Linked DNA regions of Homo sapiens: region 2 is linked to region 1. A link is a contact called in ENCODE Hi-C or POLR2A ChIA-PET data. All regions are on one chromosome and are shown on one strand. The core of a region is the stretch at or near the end of the contact, and the rest is flanking DNA. Distances in the headings are between cores, read along the strand shown.

Region 1 (3,496 bases), core at 555-3,054:
CCTTCTATGTAAATTTGAAGAAGGATACTTATCAAATTGACACAGGTTTTGAGAAAAATACTCTTACGTGCAAAGTGTTGTGCTGGACATTGGAACAGTAGAAGTGAATAAAGAAGGCTTGCCTTCATGAAGTTTAAAATCTGGTGGGAAAGACATGTATTCAGCAAGTCATTTTAACAAATAATCATTTAAATACTGCTGTGAGAACTGCCACAGTGGAAAGATATAGGATGCTATGAAAGAAAAAACAGAGAAATCCACCTTCCCCCAAAGGGGTCGACACAGCTTTTCTGGAGAAAAGGTCTTTAAACTAAGACCAGAATGAGTTAGCTGGGTGAAGAATATATTCCAGGGTGAATATATTTTGGGCAGAGGTAATAGCCCTTGAGGATACCTTGTGATAAGAAAGAGCCTGAGATCATTGAAGACCAGAAATAACAAAACAAACAAACCAATATACAAACAAAAAGTGGGTGTACAGGTAATAAGAGAGAGGTGTGGCATGACACCACCGAATGGATTTATGACGAAAGGAGTCACTTGCTGAATCTGAAAGGGAAACTTCATCTTCTCTGCCTCCTGGCACCACACAGATAGGCCACTGACCTGGGTCCACATGGCAATGTTTTTGTCCTTTTTGTCATATTGCCTGAAATATAGACTCAGAAATATTTTTTTCTATGACCAAAAAATTGCTAAAAATTCTGATAGAAATGGATGATTCAGGCCCAACACCTTCTAGAAGTACTCCAATTTCGGTATGTGCTGTTTTGAGAGCCCACGTCTTACACAAGTGTCTAACAGCCATGTGAGGTGTGATTTTTCAGGATATCACCTTGATGCATGGTAACATGGCCCCATAATGAATAAGAGCATTTTACTGTACCTGAAACTCTGGGGTCAAGTCATATGGCTACGAATGTGGAGCAAAGCAATATGGAAACAATATGTTCAACTTTATGACTAGTAACTCATTGGCTCATGGACAGCTTTGTCCCAGCTTCTCTGGGGGTAGTTTTCCTGCTGCATGGCACACATTTGAGGAGCACTGGAAGTCCCACAGTTTTTCCCACACTACAGTATTCTGAGTATTGCAAGTAGAGATGGAACGGAGAGTGGGTTTGTCAAAATAAGCCAGCCCCACATTGAAAAAGTCACGTGTGCTTGGTGCTATCCACAAACATGAGTCACCCAGGGAGGTATGTAGATGCTTGTGACAAGAGAGGAGAGGCCTAAAAATAACAGTTCCACTGAAGGGTGGAGCTACAGGCTGCTGGTGTGTCATGTTTGGCTGCTGCTTCTGAAAATTCCTTCAGTTAAAGTAGCAAGTGGGATGACAGCTGCAGATACCTGGCTTTCAGGAGAGAAGTGTAGCAGGTATCCATTGAGGGGGGATTTCAGGGTCATGAACTCCTCCTTATTACTTATTTCCTGAAGCTGATGTGTGAAAATCCATACAAGAATCCCACATCTTTAGTTAAAGACTTTGATCCCCAATAAATCAGAACGACAGCACATTCGGCTGTTCTCAGTGACACATTTGAAGGTTGCTGGAGATACAAGGATGCTCAGAGTGTCTTCTTTTACTTTCTTTTAACTTTCTCCTGCTGTTCCATATACTACATGAGGGCAAGGACCTTGTTTGTCCTGTTTTCAGTTCCATCCTCGGTGTCTTGCACAGAGCAGGAGCTAAATAAATATTTGCTTAAGGAAAAATGGAAGGAATGTGTCTAGCCCAGCCCTCTTAGTTTGCAGGCAAGAATACTGAGCAGGGAGAAGAAACTTGCTCAGGATCATGCAACCTATCAGCAGGGGTAGGAGGGAAGCCAGCCTCTGACTCTCCACCCAGTGCTCTCACCTTTCCAACAAGCTAGCAATGACTCAGTGTGGCTAGAAGTGTCTTGTTGAGGGCAAAGACCAAACACGAGGTCTCTGGCTACTAGGCTGAGGTGGACAGTATGGGGCAGCAGTTCTGAGGGGGGCCAAAAGATAGTGAACTTCACTGGGAGGAGGTGACAAAGACAAGGCTTGCCACTGGAGGCTGCCCAGCAAAGTTTCAAGGGCACAGTGGTGCTCCTTTCTGAGCCTGTTGTGTTTGCCTAAATTTGTTTTTAATAAAACCTAGGAGAAAAGCACAAGTTCCTGGAGCAGCAGGGGCTGATGGCTTGTGGTCTGCTCAGGACCACAGACTTCACCTTATGCAGACAGCTCTATGGTCATTAATACTGAAGGCATGTGTGCTTTTTTTGTGTTTTGTGTTTTTCTTTTAATAATCAGACAATAGTTTACATCTGTGCATTGGCGAGGAGTCATGAAGAAGAGCATCCAAACAAAGATGAGAGAAGCCAGACTGGCAAGTGGGCTGGCTGGAAAAGAGAAGAGAAGCCAGACACAGTACTTTGTCTTTAGTCTCCATGGATAAAAATGCTTAAAGTTCACCGTGGGGAGAAGGGAGGGGAGGGAAAGGTCTTGAAGGATTCCCAGTGGATACAAACAATGGTCATTTTTGAAGCCAGTTTGCATTTAGTCTCACACTCTCTTGTCTTAAAACACTTCTGAAGCACAAGGCTTCTGAGAGAGTAGGGCAGTTGCAGGAGCAGCAGGAGGGGGCTGGGGTGGGACTGGGGTGTAGGGAGAGGCCTGAAGGACCCTCCTGGCCCCACATTCCTCAAGGCACCTAACAAGGAAGCAGAACCCTACCTGGTTAGAGGTCCATGTTCCAGAATCGATGGGTTCTACTGCTGTGCCCAGTCAACAGGATACCTAAGCTTTGACTTTGGGTCACTAAAGATTGTTTCTAGACAAAAGCCCTAGCTCACAAGTCTGGGGGCAGCTTGGGACTTTGTTTAGGCCAGGTTTACCAGCTTGGTGTGAGAATAGCATCAGATATTGGTTACAGTGGTGGGATACATTCCAAGACTCCCAGTGGATGCCTGAAACCTCGAGTAGTACTGACCCTACATATACATGCTTTTTCCATGTGAGAACTGAGATGACTACTACGTGACTAAGGGTGGGGAGTTTCTACAGTGTGGATATGCTAGACAAAGGCATGATTCACGACCTGGGCAGGATGACGAGAGATTTCATCATGCTGCTCAGAATGGCACGCAATTTAAAATTTATGGATTGTTTATTTCTGGAATTTTTCATTTAATATTTTTGGACCATGGATGACTGAAGATAACTGAAACCTTGGAAAGTGAAATTGCAGATAAGGGAGATTACTGTACAGGTTTACGTTGACTCAGTCTTCCTACTATGGCTTGAATGTTCGTGTCCCTTCCAAAATTCACAAAATAACATTGAAACGTTATCCCCAAGGCAACAGCATTAAGAGGTGGGGCTTTTAGGAGGTGATTAGGCCATGAGGGCTCTGCCCTTATACATGGGATTAGTGCCTTATAAAAGGGCTGGGGAAAACCAGCTAGGTCCCTTTTGCCCTTCCATCTCTTTCACAAGTTGAACCAACAAGGTGCCATCTTGGAAGCAGAAA
Region 2 (3,459 bases), core at 729-3,228, 140 kb after region 1:
TTTTGGGCCATCTTGGACAACTGGGGGGTCAGTTCTTCCCCAGTTGGTTCAGGAAAGTTCACATAGTCTGTGGCTGTTTCTGTTTCAGCCTCTCACTCTCTGTTCTTGATGCTTTGTAGATTTGGTTCATTTCATCCCACCCCTGCCTATTGTTCTGAGCCACCCAGTGCAATGATGTCATGGGCAGCTTAAAAGTATACAGGAAGTCTTCAAAGCTGAATGACTTCAATATACTTTATTCCATGCGCTCTTGCTGCTGGCTGTCTATGGAAACTGTGCCCGGCAGAACTCAGGGAGGCAGCCATAGGGTTGGAGACTCTCCTCTCCTCCTCCCCCATTCCATGCTCCCCACCCCACCCCCGTGCCTACTGCTCCCATCCCTCACCTCCATCCCAGGGTTTGGACAGAGGCCAGACCAAAGGAGGGAGGGAAGCTAAGAGAAAGGAAAGCCAGGGGAATCGAAGGTCAAAGGGAGTTTCATCAGAAAAATAGGGGTGCAGGACTCCCAGGACAACCAAAGGTCACTTTTACTGGCCTTTGAGTGATAAAGTCAGTCTGTCTGGCAGAGCTGCCAGTCATGGTACTGCCCCTGGAGAGGAAAAAGTGACAAAAACCACAAGTGACTTGCCTCAACTTGCAAACTGCAGCAAGAGTGTGGCATGTGATGGCTGCCCAGGGATACATTTGGAGTAAAGTTAAACATGAGGTGGCTTGTAACAGGATAATAATAGCAGATGTGAGGATGGGGCTTTACTGTTCACACAGCACCTTTGTATATACATACTGTCCTCTGTGTCCCTCACAAATCCCAATGATGGAGGTAGGGAAAAGCATGAAGAAGGGAACGTTTTTACTTACCCAAAATCACTCAGCTGTCCAGGGTAGACTTGGGGCTCAAGTCCAGATCCCATGTTTTCCCAGCACTCCACTCTGTGCTCACATCACAGTCCTGGCTTCCTCTCCTTATCCCTACTCTTGTTAGAAATTACCTCTGAGTTCATCCTTGTCCAACTATCATTTTTTCATATTGCCGCACCTTGTGGAACTAGAAGAATTCTTCTTTGCTCCCACAAAAATAACACAGAGTTTGTGCCTGGCCGTGGTGCCTGTACCTGCTCAACCCTCCACAGCCTTGCAGGGAATGAATTTCATAGGTATACAGGCTAGCCTTCGTCACATTGTTGCAATGGCATTGTGCATTGCCTAGTCATTATTACACACCCTGAGGCAACTATAGTTACATGGTACTGGTATTGAGCTAAGAAAACATACTCGGAACCAGGTGTGTGTTTTCCTGAAGTCATTCTGCACAAGCACAGAAGACAGGAGTTCTCAATCTGGGGTCTATAGATAGAATTTAGGGGGGTGCCTTGAAACAGTGTGGGAAAAAATACATCTTTCTTTTCATTACACTTTAATTTAAATTTAGCATTTTCTTATGAATGTAGACAGCACACCACATCAGTATGTCAGTATATCTGTGACTTCGTTACCACTAGAAACTATAGATTTTTCAAATCACATTTCAGTTGTAGCAGGTATCTTGAAATAACAGTTATGCTCATCACTACTTGGAATTATAGTGTCAGAATTGGAGAATTATGGTATTAGACCTGCTGCTTAATCTTGTTATGCATTGCATTGTACAGACGCACAGATATTTTCATATCACAAACCTAGTTTCTGAACATTTCGATAACGCATGCCCCCAGCTGCACGGAAGGAACCCTAACCTTTTTCAAGATCCTTTATTCCACCCTGTCCTAATTATTTCTTGACGTTTCTGGGGATGTTTCAGACCATATTTCCACATAACTGGCTTCCTTTCTAATCCTAAATATATTATCTTATGCATTTAAAGTATTAGTCTGAGAAGGAGAATGCAGGCTTCATCATACTGCCCAAAGGATCCATGGATCATGAACCAAAAAGTTAAGAGCCCCAGATTTTGCTGTAGTTCAGAGTGCTGGGGTGGGGTACAAAGGGCTTGGTAACCCGATCTGAGCCTTCCCACAGCCTGCTAGTACTCCACTCTGGGCAGGGAGAGAGACACAGGCCCAGGCCATGTCCGGTGAGGAGCTGGGGTGACCCTGGCAGCTGTGCTCACCGTCATCTCCTGGTGCTGCTGCCCCAGCCAGTTCACATCCTCACACTCATCCCAGGGACTGCACCTTCTGATGACTGCACTGGAGTGTTCCTTCTCACTAAGCCTCACAGCCAGGGCTTCAGAGCTGCTTCCCGGCAGGCCCAGCCATACCACTAGCACTCTGAAGCATTGCCTCTGGCTCTCTTCAGAGAAAGCGTGGTCAGGACAAGCTGTTCCATGTACAGTTATCAAGCCTGGTTTCCCAGCACATTTCAGTGGCAACTCTGCACAGCATAGCAACCAACTCCATCGCCTCTCTGTGGCCCTCAGTGTGGGGGAGTAGCCAAGCCAGGGACAGGGAGGAATCTAAGTTATTGGAGGTAGGATATGTGCACAGCCATTAGGGCTTTTTGCCCAGCCTATCGGGCTGAGGTGATCTAATCCTACAAAAATTGAATACTATTTCCTACATACTAGCCTTGTTATTCTGGGTCGCGTAACTCCATTGCTCATGGAACTTAACTCTAGGCCTCCCCTGTCTATGCAGACATAGTAACACTGATTGTCAATTTCTATGGCGTAAGGCTCCCTACCTGCATAAAAGGAACTTGCTCCCTGCAGGAGCTTTTTATGTACTCAGCCCTAATTATTTCTTGCAGTCCCCGGTGATGTCTCAGACATTCTTGTGAATCTGTCTAGACCAAGTCGTGGCCACCACCACCCAGCCTTGACACAAGGATCCAGGCCCTTTCTTGCTGCCTTTGTTCGCCACCACTGTGGCCACAGCCATGGCACATTCCTGCTGATCTCTGCCTCCCCTGATATGTTAGCGAAGTCTTGGGTGCCGGTTTCAATCCTCCTGGCACTTGGGTACTCCAGGCAGTTGGTTACAAAGTGAGAAGAGTAGCTCCCTGCTCTCTGAGGTCCCGGCTGCTAGTAGGCACCACAGCAGGGCAGCATGGGCTGGAAGATGCTGAAGCCTGGCTTACTGAGTGGCACCTCCTAATGCACAGACAGCCGTTCCCACTCCAGGCTGCACAGAGCCCTGCAAAGTGGTGGGGTCAGGGCAGATTCAAGAAAATCTAAGGTCTACACCTTCTCTCAGCCCCACAACCTTGTTGGTAAGTTGGACTCACTGCCTGAATCCCCCTTCCTTAGGTCGATCCCTCTCTCAGGCATCCGGAGAATCTCCCCAGCAATTTGACCTCTGTCACCCTGCCCTGCTCTCCCCATTTTGTTCTCCAGATGAGCTGGTGTACATCAGGACCCCCTTTGAAGACCCAGTTCACCGTCTCTTACCGGGAAACTTCTTAGCCCCCAGAAAAATCCAAACACAAACAGCTGGCTGGAGGCTGGATGAGAAAGGAGTATCC

Evidence for each region. Hi-C counts contacts between places; a loop is a spot of excess contacts on that map. ChIA-PET counts read pairs that join two places held with the same protein, here RNA polymerase II (POLR2A). Pooled maps may share reads with other maps.
Region 2: a loop to region 1 is called in a pooled map, with 4 times the contacts of the local background. The contact joins two enhancer-like sites. A Hi-C loop is called at or near these places in 3 of 50 pooled maps. POLR2A ChIA-PET finds 5 or more read pairs at or near these places in 2 of 52 experiments (MCF 10A and endothelial cell of umbilical vein).

What each region holds. Positions count from the first base shown.
Region 1 is chr18:22,465,012-22,468,507 of GRCh38, forward strand. LOC124904260 (a long non-coding RNA gene) reads right to left here. Exons shown (of 3, transcript XR_007066305.1): 1 at 1-3,496. Among named protein-coding and RNA genes, the nearest start is that of CTAGE1, 49 kb to the left of the region's middle. RefSeq lists enhancers at 2,557-3,496, 2,955-3,249. Within about 2 kb of position 1,805, at least 13 of the 41 ENCODE cell types and tissues checked have a DNase peak (open chromatin) inside an H3K27ac peak, as active enhancers do.
Region 2 is chr18:22,604,738-22,608,196 of GRCh38, forward strand. No RefSeq gene overlaps it. Among named protein-coding and RNA genes, the nearest start is that of CTAGE1, 190 kb to the left of the region's middle. Within about 2 kb of position 1,979, at least 7 of the 41 ENCODE cell types and tissues checked have a DNase peak (open chromatin) inside an H3K27ac peak, as active enhancers do.